2 separate regions of the Homo sapiens genome follow, and region 2 is linked to region 1. A link is a contact called in ENCODE Hi-C or POLR2A ChIA-PET data. All regions are on one chromosome and are shown on one strand. The core of a region is the stretch at or near the end of the contact, and the rest is flanking DNA. Distances in the headings are between cores, read along the strand shown.

Region 1 (7,419 bases), core at 2,657-5,156:
ATACCACGCATTGGCTTGTAACACCCGTATCTTATACAAATGGCCACACTGTAGTCCCAGGGTCTGCAGAACAGACCAAGACTCCTTAGTAATCGATCACATCACTATCAAGGCAGCAAACAGGGAAGGGTGGAAACATGCCTTCCGCTGTCATTGATGGAAAATTGTACCTTGACAGGGAAAGGTAGTTCGGAGCCTTCTTGAATCATTGAGGAACTGCTTAAAATGCACATTTGTGGTCTAAAATGTCCAAAATATCTTAACACCTCACAACAGGCACCGAATGGTTTGGGCAATATCAGGTAAATTATGAATCCATTTTGTAGTTTGGGAAGGTCATTAGGACACAGATTCATTATCTGCTGAGACTTTTTTGTTGCTTTCCATTTATTACTCTCCTTTGAGTGAAATGGAGCTGTGAGAGCAGAGCAGAGACCTCAGTTCACTCAGCCCTGACACATTACTGGTGTCTATAATTTCACCATAAATTTGGAGAGGGAGAGACAGAAATTGCAAATGCAGGGATTTAAATCCCCTTGTGCTGCATTTGTTAAGCTGAGCAGATTGTAAACTGCCTCTTGCAAATACGATATGCATCTGGGCATCAAGCTAATAATTCTGAACCACAGAATCATTCATTTGTGTGATGCTTCCCTCCAGAAGTTTCTGAAATTGCTTCTGTAGTCATTATGTATCCCAGAGCTGTTCAGTTTTAGTCTGAGGATTAGAGAGACGATCTGGCTAAGGAAGTGAGAGGCCTTTTTCAATGAGATGGAAATGACAAATTTTTCTGTGTACATCATCACAATCTTTACAAATTATGCATTTGAAGTACTTGGTTTGGGCTTTTCTGAGGAAAGCAAGGAGAGATGTGTAGAGTCATCAACTTTGTGTTAGAAACTTACAGGCACATCGATGACAAATAAATTCAAATCATTTAGACACTCTCATGGACACTTCTGGCTCTTCTAGTGAAAAACAATCTGTGTGTTTTTACACTTTCTGTCTCTGGCAGGGCCCTATCCTCTTACCTCCCTGATCAGAAGCAATTTCTTTTGCTTCCTGTTTTGATTTCTAAAAATTTAGTTACATAAGTATTCCATTAATATATTTCATTATACAAACATAATTATTGCAAATAACATTGCAGTCCCTTTTGATTATTGTGAAATTCTGATGTTTTCCCCCACCTATGGCACCCCCTTTCACTTCTGGTTATAAGCAATGTTAACAGTTTCATGTGTATCCTTCCGGATCTTCTAGGGGTGTGTGTGTGTGTGTGTGTGTGTGTGTACAAAGATGTTATTGTAGACAAATATCATACTACAGCTTCTTTTTTTTTTCACTCAATTACACATCTTGGAGCTGTCACTACAGGGATCTATTCCATTCTTTTCATTTGTTTTTACTGTTGCATAATATTCCAGAGTATTTGTGCACCACCATTAACTTCTTCAGGGCTTCTGAATTTTCACTGCAGTCTACCTTACCCTGAAGAATCTTGAAAGACCCCTCAAACAGCAAATTCTTCAAAGTAAAAAAAGAGTACATCGTATTAATTTTACTGGGAAAAAGCTTACTCATTTCTAAGCTCCCCAATCATAATCATTAATGCTATACCACCAAATACCATTAAAATGAGCACCATTACTTCACAGTTAACATTTCCTAATGTAACTCAACCAGATATTTTCCCACAAATTACCCTATAGTACAGCTATTTCCGTTCTCTCATTCAGCGTTTACAGATTATACACAGAAGACTTTGACCTATTTGTTAATTCAACAAATCATTATTGAGCACCGACTATTTGCCAAGCACTGCTGTGGGTGTTAGGAATATGGTAACAAACAGAACACAGAAAAATCCCTCCTTTCCTGGAATCTACATCCTCGTGCAAGGCAGATAACAGAAAAATCGGTAGGATATAAAGGATGTTAGACAGTGGTATGTCCTGAAGAGAAAAAAATACGAAGGTGGGAAAGGTGGTTTATTTAGAAGGTGGTTTTTGAATAAACACCTTCAAGAAGCGAGGGAGGAAGCCGCGCGGATGTCTGGGGGAGAAGCCTTCCTGATCAAGATACCCTGTGGGAACAAATGATTTTTTCTGACAGAGAAATGGCCGGGGTCTTTCTGTCCTGCAGTTCATCATTTGGGTTCTTGTCCTTTATCACTTCCTACCAGTGGAATTTTTTTCCCAAGGAGAGTTGACTAGAGCTCTCCTGCAGAAATGTCGAAAGGCGATCATATTTTTCAATGAGAAATGAATCACTCAACATACAAGGTTTATAACATGAGGGAGACCAGGGCACATAGGGCACTCATTTTCTCCTGGGATCAGGGGTGCTGGCAGGAGAAATGTGGTTGGCTCTCTGACAGAAAGATTTGTGGAGCAATTTGTCTCTGCTTGAGGCCACAGGACAGAGAGCAGGGAGGGGGAGGCCAAATATTAGCTGAAAGAAGGGAACTCAGACCCAGGAAAAAATGAGCAAATTTTCTTCTTTATGACTGGGTATCTGCTTCTCCATGGCTATGTTTAGCATTCTACATACTGCTTGGATATAAATCCCAGCTTTTCTAATTCTTAGTCGGATAATCATAGGCAGATCACTCAATCTCTCTGAGCTTCATTTTCCATCTGTAAAATGGAAATGATAATAATAGTAGCTATCTCCTAAGGTTGATATGGAGGATTAAATGAGATTGTAGAGGTAGAGACTGTGTACTTTGTGTCTCAAACATAGCGACTGATCAGTAAGTATGCCATCATCATCACATCACTATCACCACCACCATGATCATTAGTTCCTGAGCTTAACAGGAAACAAGTTCAGGGGTAGAAAGGCATTATTCAGTACTTCTTTAAACATCAATCAGTGTCTCACAGAGCTTGGTACTGAAGATTCAGCTTAAAGGCTGTCTAGATAAGTAAACAAACCCCACGCTTTGGGAAGGTAGGAGAGGGTTAAGGATTTTCAGGAAGGTGGTTATGTACAAATGGGCTTCCTTGGCACCAGAGAAGGGGAAGGGAGAAGGAAATGGAGACGTTTTTGTGATATCAAAGTCACCTGTGAGACAGGATGCTGAGTCGATGATGACCAGGAAACTGCTTGATGTAAACGTCTGTGAAATGATGAAGAGGCCTGTGGTGAGAACCACCCAGAGGCCAAATAACCTCATGTGGCTGCATTCTGTGTCTCTTTAGTCTCAGTTTGTTCTCAGTTGCATGGAAACAACCAAAGTTGACAACCAAATCTTTCAGCTACAAATCTACCTCACAGCTCAAATCTACCTTAGAGCTAATCTGAGCGTGCAGGTGTCTCTAAAAATAACCATGTTACATTCGTTTTGTTGGGAGGCTCTGTCTAATAGTTAAAAATGCTCGCTAGCTAGTCAGGCTGAACTGACCTGAGTTTGAATCCTGGCTCTTTTTTTTTTTTTTTTTTTACTAGTTGTGTAATTCTGGACAAGGTAGATAATGTCTCTGGGTCTCAATGTTCTCATTTGTGCAGGGACATGATAATATCTACCTAATAGGGTGATTACGGAGATGAAGCGGGATAATGCAAATAAAATACTCAGCACAGTGCCCAGCACACAATAAATGCATGTTGGTGATTATGACCGAATCTTTTGTATGAATTGTTTTCTGGTTAATGGGGAAATAAGACAAAAAAATGTAGAGGAAGAGAAGGGAAATAAGAGATATGGAAAAGAGGGGCAGGATGTTAAAAGCTGATCCTGGAGACAGGTACTTGGTGATTGCCAAAAAAAAAATAAAATCCTGAGAGAGAAAAAGGATAAAGATGGCAGAGACTCAGAGGCAGAAGCTCAGCCTTGTTTTTTGCCAAGCTTTCATCCATCTGGCCTTGGCTTCTGTGCTTGCTTTTCCTTCCAAGTGGCAGCTTCCAAGCCTGACGGTGAAACCCAGGGCCGGGAAATAGAACATCTCTGGATCACCCTAAACTTCTGCACTCAGTGAAGGCATTTAAGAAATAAACATATTCTTCTTTTGCAATATAGAATTCCTTTGAGACTAATACAAGAGACAAGCCTGTCAAGTGAGTCAGCAGTGACCACAGGCTGATATAATCCAATTGCTTTTTGGCTGACAGCTCAGGCAGAGAAAAATTCACTCTGATGCAAAGGTAAATGTAGTTTAAATCTCAACACAAAATTCTGATCCTCCCTAATCAGCTTCTATTCCCAGTCTATGATGACCCCAGACACCAGAAATAGCAGAAATACCATTAATACATTTCCTACTGTTTGGGGTATAATAATTTAATCATTGGTAAAGGTAAAATGTTCAAAGGGTAGAATAATTCAGATTATTTTCAGGGTCTAAGAAAAAAAAATAGGCCAGGTGTGGTGGCTCACGCCTGTAATCCCAGCATTTTGGGAGGCTGAAGTGGGGAGATCACATGAGCTCAGGAGATCGAGAGCAGCCCGGCCAACATGGTGAAACCCCGTCTCTACTAAACAAATACAAAATTAGCCGGGTGTGGTGGTGTGCACCTGTAATCCCAGCTACTCGGGAGGCTGAGGCAGAATTGCTTGAACCTGGGAGGCAGAGGTTGCAGCAAGCCGAGATTGCACTACTGCACTCCAGCCTGGGGGACAGAGTGACAGTGTGTCTCAAAAGAAAAAAAAATGAAAAAAAGAAGAAAGAAAGAAGAAAGAAAGAGAAGAAAGAAAAAGAAAGAAAGAAAGAAAGAAAGAAAGAAAAAAAATAGAATATCTTTCCTCAGAATTGGATAATAGTAGATATTCTAGTGCACCATCCAGCACAGATGGACATACAGAAAATGAACATAAACTTGCATAAGTGATGAGATAATCTAGAAAAATACAACACATGGTTAACTATATCCTTTTTTTCTTTTATGGGAAGAATGGCTGGTCTGAATAGACTCCTATGGTGTTATGAATTCTAATCAACTACAAAACCAGAGCGAAACTGAAGTTCTAAAATGGATTTTCAGTATGATCTCTTCTGATGAGCCTTTGCAAACACAGTAATTTAAGACACCAAGTTGAAGCCTGGATCTGCATATCAAAATGTAGGGCACGCTTACTTAGGAGGAAGATCAAAGGGCAGTTTTTACATTATAGAAAAAACTAGCTTAACCCTGAAAAATAATTGCTTTTATAAAAAATTAAATCATTTGAAGTCATGTATTATGATCAACCCCATCTGTTCAACACACACACACACACACACACACACGTTTTTAGGAAAGATGAGAAATTAAATGTTCATTTCAAATTGTTGCTAAATTGCTTTCCTGAGATGTTATATCCTGGACCTCCGGGATGGCTATGATTGGAATCTGTCTGCCTTTATTTCTAACATGAAAACACCATGGCCCGCCTGTGCAGAAGGTGACTTCCCAGGTATCTGAGCACCTTGGGGAAGCTAATTTCTACAAACCGCAAAGGAACTCTCTTATTTCCCTATTCAGGCCCCTACCTTGTATTCAGCACTTTACTTCAGCCTGCCGAAGGCTGAACTTCCTTCAACCCCTTTGAGCCCTCATCTGAGGTCCATAGTTCCTTAGCTGGTATTGCTGAGGCTGTAGCACATCCTCACTCACCCCTGCCAGGGCCTCAGCTCATCACACTGCTCATTTAGCTATGAGCTTGATGTGCAGCCCAGGGTGACACTCAGAGAAAACAGAGCCTTCTCTTCTTGGTTGGGTATAATATTTAAGCTAAGGCCTATGCTTTAAGATTTGGGACTCAATTTTGCCCTTTCGATCTGTCTATATCAATACCTGAAAGCAGTTTTTCTTGAACTCATTTTACTTTGATTTTGAGATCCGCTTTTGATGCTTCTTATTTAATAAGGCACAGGCACAGGCCTACATTCATTATTTAGACTAGAACTGATTTTGCACTTGATGTTAAGAGAAAAAACTGGCACGCTTGTTCAGGGTAATTGCATAGAATGAAATGAATGCAATTTATGTAAAGCATTATTGAAGGAATAAAAAACTTCCAAGGTAAGCCTGTTAAATCATTCATTTAGTAACTGACTGACATTTGCACAGATCTGGATCCTGCGCTTTGCCAGATTTTAAAGCAAAGCAAAGAAACAATTACCTAAAAGTGGTGGTGAAAAACAGTATTGTAAGAAATCCTGGAAGGTGGATCTATTTTAAGTGATTATTCTCTCTTAAATAATGTAATTCACAGACTATGGAACTAGGCCCAGGGAATCATCTCTCAGCCTGTCTTCACCTGGCAACCTTAGGCATTCCAGCATTAGAAGATAAGTGCAATGCCAATGACACCAACCACTTCTTTTTGAATGATTATCTCTTATTCTTTTAAACATTTATATTTCATTTTATCATTAAAGTTTTTGCTATGCACGCACTACACAGGTGCAGTTAGGCTTAAAGTCTAAGTCTAGGATTCTAGCTCCTTGAGAAATACTTGTTTCTCTTTTTTTCTCTCTTTTTATTTTTTTAATTGAGACGGGATCTCCCTCTGCCGCCCAGACTGGAGTGCAGTGGTGTATCTTGGCTCACTGCAACCTCTGCCAGCCAGGCTCAAACGATTCTCCTGCCTCAGCCTCCCGAGTAGCTGGGACTACAGGCGCGACCCACCACATCCGGCTAATTTTTTTGTATTTTTAGTGGAGACAGGGTTTTACCATGTCTGCCAGGCTGCTCTCGAACTCCTGACCTCAGGTAATCCGCCCACCTCAGCCTCCCAAAGTGCTGGGATTACAGGTGTGAGCCACTGAGCCCTGCCACTTGTTTCTCTTTTACATTTCCACTTAATATCTAAACCCATCTGATGCAAAAAACAAAACAACAAAAAACAACAAAAAACTGATGTGAAGAAATTGTAAATCTATATCATTTCCTCTGCCCTACACATAAAAAGTCTAAAATTGATGAAGAGGTAAATGCAACATTTTCATCAGTTAATCATTCTCTAGACTTAATAAAAACATTTCTGGCAATCAGAAAAGGGGAAAAATCTTTAATTGATTTCTCAGGTAATTTTTTTCCAGATTGTACATAAAGTGTTCTTATGTTCTCTATTTGGATGTTTCAGGAGACATACAAATGAAATACAGTACATAGACAAATGAAATGCTAATAAGAAGTAGGATGATATTAAAATATCCTTACTTTGCCTGTATGGAACAAAGGCAGTCTACTCCATCGGGGAATCAAAGCAAATGTGAATAAGAGGTTTCCACCTTGCAAAACTGTGAGCTTCATTTGCCCTGGAGAGAACTACTAGGCAAGGCTTCACATGACAGTACCTGTAGGGATGTCCATGGGGCTGTGAAGCAGGTGTATTGTATCGAACATGCAGCTGCAATGAAGGCGTGGAGCTCAGGAGAAGCAGCCACTGACAATGCCCCTCCTGGCCGCAGGGTCTTCTGTGCAGCCTCC
Region 2 (7,419 bases), core at 3,349-5,848, 140 kb after region 1:
AAAAGAAGTGCCCAGGTATGGGATAGGGGTGGGCGGAGAAACTGCTATGAAGAGATGTATGGGGTTGCTTAGAGTATAAAGTATGAAGTCTTTATTTTGAATTAACTCTGTGGGCTGCTGTTAACTGGACTTAGGCTTGTACTTCTTTGCATGGCTGTGATAATGCTATTCTAAACCTGCATTGTCCAATATGGTAGTCTCTGGCCAAACGTGATTGAGTGCCTAAAATGGTATAACCCAGTTGAGATATTCTGTAAGTGTAGAACACACAGTGGATTTTGAAGACTTAGAATGAAAAAATATAAAATACCTCATTAATAATGTTTTATATTCATTGCATGTTTGGATGTATTAGGCTAAATAAAATATTTTTAAAAATTTAAAAAGAAGCTGTATTCTCTGAGAATGGAAGTTTTCCCTGGGAAATGAGGCTGTGTCAACGCATGGTATACATGATTACAAGTGTGTGTGTTTTTTTTTTTTTTTTTGGCATTGTACATGGCAGAGACTGGAGCCCGGACTTAAACCTGGGCAGTGTGGCTCACAGTCTGTGATTTTAATAACTGCAAATCTTAATTTCAGTATCCTATTTTTCAGTTCTGGAATTTCCATATGATCCTTTTTTATAGTTTCTAGTTTTCTGCTGACATTCTTGTCATGTTATTCCCTGAATGCATTTTTTTAAATTAATTAATTTATTTATTTTTATTGATCATTCTTGGGTGTTTCTCGCAGAGGGGGATTTGGCAGGGTCATAGGACAATAGTGGAGGGAAGGTCAGCAGATAAACAAGTGAACAAAGGTCTCTGGTTTTCCTAGGCAGAGGACCCTGCAGCCTTCTGCAGTGTTTGTGTCCCTGGGTACTTGAGATTAGGGATTGGTGATGACTCTTAATGAGCATGCTGCCTTCAAGCATCTGTTTAACAAAGCACATCTTGCACCGCCCTTAATCCATTTAACCCTGAGTGGACACAGCACATGTTGCAGAGAGCACAGGGTTGGGTTGGGGGTAAGGTCACAGATCAACAGGATCCCAAGGCAGAAGAATTTTTCTTAGTACAGAACAAAATGAAAAGTCTCCCATGCCTACCTCTTTCTGCACACACATGGCAACCATCCGATTTCTCAATCTTTTCCCCACCTTTCCTCCCTTTCTATTCCACAAAACCGCCATTGTCATCATGGCCCGTTCTCAATGAGCTGTTGGGTACACCTCCCAGACGAGGAGGTGGCCAGGCAGAGGGGCTCCTCACTTCCCAGTAGGAGCAGCCGGGCAGAGGCGCCCCTCACCTCCCGGACCGGGCGGCTGGCCGGGTGGGGGGCTGACTCCCCCACCTCCCTCCTGGACGGGGCGGCTGGCCGGGTGGGGGGCTGACCCCCCCATCTCCCTCCCGGACGGGGCGGCTGGCCGGGCAGAGGGGCTCCTCACTTCCCAGTAGGGGCGGCTGGGCAGAGGCGCCCCTCACCTCCCGGACCGGGTGGCTGGCCAGGTCGGGGGCTGACTCCCCCACCTCCCTCCTGGACGGGGCGGCTGGCCGGGCGGGGGACTGACCCCCCCACCTCCCTCCCGGATGGGGTGGCTGGCCTGGCGGGGGCTGTCCCCCACCTCCCTCCCGGACGGGGTGGCTGCCGGGCGGAGACACTCCTCACTTCCCAGACGGGGTGGCTGCCTGGCGGAGGGGCTCCTCACTTCTCAGACAGGGCAGTTGCCAGGCAGAGGGTCTCCTCACTTCTCAGACGGCGCGGCCGGGCAGAGACGCTCCTCACCTCCCAGACGGGGTCGCGGCCGGGTAGAGGCGCTCCTCACATCCCAGATGGGGTGGCAGGGCAGAGGCGCTCCCCACATCTCAGACGATGGGCGGCCGGGCAGAGGCGCTCCTCACATCCCAGACGGGGCGGCGGGGCAGAGGTGCTCCCCACATCTCAGACGATGGGCGGCCGGGCAGAGACGCTCCTCACTTCCTAGATGGGATGGCGGCCGGGAAGAGGCGCTCCTCACTTCCTAGATGGGATGGCGGCCAGGCAGAGATGCTCCTCACTTTCCAGACTGGGCAGCCAGGCAGAGGGGCTCCTCACGTCCCAGACGATGGGCGGCCAGGCAGAGACGCTCCTCACTTCCCAGACGGGGTGGCGGCCGGGCAGAGGCTGCAATCTCGGCACTTTGGGAGGCCAAGGCAGGCAGCTGGGAGGTGGAGGTTGCAGCGAGCCGAGATCACGCCACTGCACTCCAGCCTGGGCAACATTGAGCACTGAGTGAACCAGACTCCGTCTGCAATCCCGGCACCTCAGGAGGCCGAGGCTGGCGGATCACTCGCGGTTAGGAGCTGGAAACCAGCCCAGCCAACACAGCGAAACCCCGTCTCCACCAAAAAAATACAAAAACCAGTCAGGCGTGGCGGCGTGCGCCTGCAATGGCAGGCACTCCGCAGGCTGAGGCAGAGAATCAGGCAGGGAGGTTGCAGTGAGCCGAGATGGCAGCAGTACAGTCCAGCTTCGGCTCGGCATCAGAGGGAGACCGTGGAGGTAGAGGTAGAGGTAGGGGTAGGGGTAGGGGTAGGGGTAGGGGTAGGGGTAGAGGTAGGTAGAGGTAGAGGTGTAGAGGTAGAGGGGAAGTGTGTGTTTGTTGATTGATGGGTGTACATGATTACAAGTGTGTGTTTGTTCTGTGGTGACCCACTGGACAGCAGGGGGAAAAAGAGGCAGGTAGGTGCCTCCGAATTAGACACTTTATTTTATTTATTTATTTATTTATTTATTTATTTATTTATTTATTTATTTTTTGAGATAGAGTCTTGCTCTGTCACCCAGGCTAGAGTGCAGTGGTGTGATCTTGGCTCACTGCAACCTCCGCCTCTTGGGTTCAGGCGATTCTCCTGCCTCAGCCTCCTAAGTAGCTGAGATCACAGGCATGTGCCACCACGTCCGGCTAATTTTTTTTATTTTTAGTAGAGACGGGGTTTCGCCTTCTCTACTAGGCTGGTCTCAAACTCCTGACCTCAGGTGATCTGCCTGCCTCAGCCTCCCAAAGTGTTGGGATTGTAGGCATGAGCTACCATGCCCGGCCTGAATTATACACTTTAAACGGGTGTATTTTTTATCGTTTGTGAAATTTTTTATGGAAGGTGAAATTTTTTATGGTTTGTGAATTATATATCAATAAGGTTTTGTTAAAAAAAAACACAACTAACTACAGATTACATCTAATTGACAGCATATTTTTACTGCCCTGAATCCAAAAAGAAATGCCCAGGTATGGGCTAGGGGTGGGCAGAGACACACACACTTGTAATCATGTACACAACTGGGAGTAGTGGGGATGAGTCTGTGGGGAAAAACAGGAATTCAGAGTGCTGAGAAGCTTCCCTTACTGCCCTGCCCACTTCCCTCCCCTGGGCATTGCTCCCTCAGCCTGGATTCACAAAGTCAATGCCTTTGGGAGCCAGGAACTAAATTCTTAGTCAAAGACACCTCCCTCCTGTCCAGTTATGGGTCTCAGGGAGGAAATGGCAGGTGGGTGGTTTCATTCTTTCAGTTTCAGAAAATATCTGTAGACATAACATATTTCCTCTATTAAACAAATTCTGAGGTAAGGGGAAACAGAGAGAGACAGTCAGAACATTATAAGTCGAAAAGAATCTCAGCATTCTTAGTTTAGGGAAGTTGGCCTTGCTCGCTGTGTGGTAGAAAAGCTGATTACGGGAGAGAACCGTGGAGGGAAGGAAGGGAGGCAGTTTTGTCATCCCCACATCCGGTTTTGACTGGACACCATGCAGGCTGAGATCAACTTCAGAGGCAGTCAGCTGGAATCCCATAGCTTTATTTGCCCATTTATTGTGTTGTTATTTTGTTGTTGTCATTACTGGAAAAGGCAAGAGTAGAGCTATCAGAATGTCTTCCTTGAACATGCTGTCAACAAACCCCAGGATTTTTATAAACCCTATGTGAAAAACACGCTAAGAATCTCTTTTCTTCTTAGCATATTTTTCACTTAGGGTTTACAAAAATATGTTTTGAAGAAAGCTTGAAAAGATCAGTGGAAAAAAATTCAGCACCAAATTTTCTCTGAAAATCAACTTGTCAAAAAAGACGTGATTAACATCCATCCTGTAACCAGCACATGAATGATCTTCCCTCTTTACGAGTGTGCTTCAGCAAAACTTTAATCTCGACCCCTCCCTCTTTCCACTTTTAATAGTGGATGGATGAAAAGGCAAGAGGAAAAACAAAGCAGCCGAAACACACCCAGACGCACACTTCTGCCAAGCATAGCCACCACGGTAAGCATTTTGAATTCAGCCAATTATGATCTGTGGATTATTAACATTACCTCATTTACTTCATCAGTGTAGACAATAGTAAACTGACTGTAGTGAAATTTGGAACCATAGAAACGTGATTCTATTTTAATACAGGCCTATCAGGTAACCCACAGACTATGCTACATATGAATAAGAGAAAATAAGTTTATTCTTAACTATGTAATGTAATTCCAGTGGAATTCGGTAGGTGGCATAAAACAGCCTTTTTGTTTTGTTTTGTTTTCAACACCAAATGTGGTTAACAGTGAAATAAATTCAAGGAAGTGCTTGAATTTCTTACAGACTGCCAAATGGAACAGACAAGCAGGTTGTCTTGGTAAGCAACACATTCTTTTCTTTTGTAAAAGAAAATAATTGTATAGCTAGTTATTAAGTACAGAAGTCTCAAAAATCTGTGTAAGTCCTGGGTGTTTTTCTAAGTGGGTTATATTTCTGATATGTATATAGTTACTGTGTAGTTTGTACTGGCATTTGTGTATCAGTTCTGAGTCCTAAATCAGAGAAAGTCCCCACACTCCTCTGGGAATAACACCTCGTGTGTGATTTGCTTATAGGAAATATTTTTGAGTTGGGAAATGAATATTTGGGTCACACACGTCTTCTGGTTTTCTTCCAGAGCAGCTGCTAGTTGTTGATTTTGACAGCATTTCTCTTCACCTAATCCCGCCATTTGTATTCTCTTCTCAGTGTTAAAGAAAATGAGATATAAGTCAGTTACTCCCGGAGGCAATGCTGCTGTTCAGCTCTTCTGTTTTTGTGGCCAGGTTTGTTTCAGTTTTTCTCTCTGGGGCCTTCCCACTAGCTAGTCCTTCTGTTTCTCAGGCCACTAACACTGTTCTGGGGAGCTAGACGTGAGGTAGAATTGCAGGTTTTGAAAATGTTTCCCAGGCTACATCCAATTTGGTCAAAAGACTTGAAAGTGAATTTGTTTTATAACAAAGCAAGAGTTCACAAAACCGCATAGAAAGCAAAGCAGAACAGTTCTTGAACTGTCTCAGATTCTTTTAACCTTTGGTTAATAGCTATTTGGTCTTGTGCAGAGAAGGCCCTTAGTAAATATTTACAGGACTAAACTTAATGGGCCAGATAGATTGTATGGGTATTGTCCATTAAGACCAGTCAAAGCCTTGATTTGATGCCTCCAAAGTCTCCAAAAGAAGACAAATTAAATGTATTGATTCATTGTATCATATAATGTGAGGCTAAACCTATCATAATAATGAAAATTCACAGAAGCTCACCTAGAGGCATTTTACACTTTCAAATTAAAGCATCCTTTTCTGCTCAGCTTATTTTTTGGATAGTAAAAGAGTTTAAAGGTTCTAAAATAGATGAGGCTCAGTCATGGTCATTAAGACGTTGATCAAAAAATTCTTTGGTCTAGGAAACTGAGACATTGATTTTCATGGATTTAGCAAGTTTGGTATATAAAATTCAAAGATCCTGGAAGTATTAAAAATCAGTTATTCCTGTGTATAACATTTTGATTTCTTAATTATAGAAATAAGAATGGTTTCATAAACTGAGTACTTAAAATTAATGACTTTAAATGAAAGGGCAAGATGGAGGTTAGGCAAATAGAAGATATTTGAGTCAATTAATTTAGCTCGACATAAAACTGAAGCTATGCTTTCATTAAATGCTTGCGTTAGCAGTGGTGAATCCATATGGGTCGTAGAAACTTAATTCTTGCCTCCTCAGTGGAAAGAATTTGTGTGAGGGGCATAAGGCAGAGTGAGAGACCGAGGCAAGTTTTAGAGTAAGAGAGAGAGTGTCACGCCCAGGGCCAGGTTCCAGCCCATACTGAGGTCTGAGGGGAGGGGGTGGATGAGCAGATAGCTGAAAGAACACTCAGGGGGCCGTAGGCAGGTGAAAGGTGATTTTATTCAGCAACAGCTCTCATTAGCAGCTTACTTACAGTAGTTCTCTCAGACTGTCCGCCTTGTCCTGGCTGCTTAGTTCGGCAGCTTCCACACACAACTGTGCGTCCGGCTCTCCCTTGCCCTCAGGGTCAGCAGCTTAACTCTTTCTCTCTCTGGGTACAAGCAAGCCGAGCTGTGTCCTGGCTCCCCTCAGTCCATCTGCAAAGATGGACAGCTTTGGCTCTCTCTCTCTCTCTTTCTCTGGCTGCCAATGCACCTGTACAGCGTCAGCAGGGCAATTATACCATTTACGGACAATAGTGGCTTAGAGCCAAGGGATGAACCTTCCCTATGTTATGGCTATGGTAAGCTTCTCTATGTTATGTCTACATGGCTATGATAAAAAGTGAGTTATACGCCTGCGCTCTAAACTCGCTGAGTCACTCTGGATGTTTACCTTGGCCTATCCTTGACCAAAGCACAGCCATATTCCTTACAGAGAGTTTATTAAGAAGTTTTAGATCAGGAACGAAAGGAAATAAAGTACACTTGGAGGAGGGCCAAGTGGGCAACTTGAGAGATCCAAGTGCCCAGTTTAACCTATTACTTGGGGCTTATTTGTTGGCAGGCTTCTGGAGTCTTGCGTCTCTTCTCCCCTGATTCTTCCCTTGGGGTGGGCTGTCTGCATGTGCAGTGGCCTGCCAGCCCTTGGGATGGGCTGCACACACACTGTGTTTACTGAAGTTGTGTACATGCTCATTGGAGACATTTTTCCCTTGCCAGACAAGTCTTCCTAGAGGAAGGTCACATACCCGTTGAAGTCCGCCATTTTGCCTCTTGGTATGCATGCTCAAGCCTGCTTGCCCAGCTCCTGAGAGTTTGTCAGGAGTCTGCTAACCACCAGCTTCAGGTGTGTTTTCTATCTATTAGGAGACTGACTTTCCCTGATGCTGGCTGCAAACAATTATTATTCTAGAGAGACTGTTTTTTTGTTTTTGTTTGTTTGTTTTTGAGACAGAGTCTAGCCCTGTTGCCCAGGCTGGAGTGCAATGGCATGATCTTGGCTCACTGCAACCTCTGCCTCCTGGGTTCAAGCAATTCTCCTGCCTCAGCTTCCCCAGTAGCTGGGATTACAGGCACCTGCCATCACGCCCGGCTAATTTTTGTATTTTTAGTAGAGACAGGGTTTCACCATGCTGGCCAGACTAGTCTCAAACTCCCGACCTCAAGTGATCCAC

Evidence for each region. A loop is a pair of places that touch in the nucleus more often than their neighbours do. ChIA-PET counts read pairs that join two places held with the same protein, here RNA polymerase II (POLR2A). Pooled maps may share reads with other maps.
Region 2: a loop to region 1 is called in a pooled map, with 2.5 times the contacts of the local background. The contact joins the promoter of TLR1 here to the enhancer-like site in region 1. A Hi-C loop is called at or near these places in 1 of 37 single-sample maps with no recorded cell type and 7 of 50 pooled maps. POLR2A ChIA-PET finds 5 or more read pairs at or near these places in 2 of 52 experiments (AG04449 and activated naive CD4-positive, alpha-beta T cell).

The regions. Positions count from the first base shown.
Region 1 is chr4:38,945,303-38,952,721 of GRCh38, reverse strand. FAM114A1 (family with sequence similarity 114 member A1) reads right to left here. Exons shown (of 15, transcript NM_138389.4): 15 at 6,983-7,419. Among named protein-coding and RNA genes, the nearest start is that of MIR574, 81 kb to the right of the region's middle. Within about 2 kb of position 3,906, at least 10 of the 41 ENCODE cell types and tissues checked have a DNase peak (open chromatin) inside an H3K27ac peak, as active enhancers do.
Region 2 is chr4:38,801,970-38,809,388 of GRCh38, reverse strand. TLR1 (toll like receptor 1) reads left to right here and starts at 4,598. Exons shown (of 4, transcript NM_003263.4): 1 at 4,598-4,635; 2 at 5,007-5,083. RefSeq lists enhancers at 3,598-3,767, 4,726-4,895, 4,830-4,999, 4,907-5,076, 4,943-5,112 and 3 more.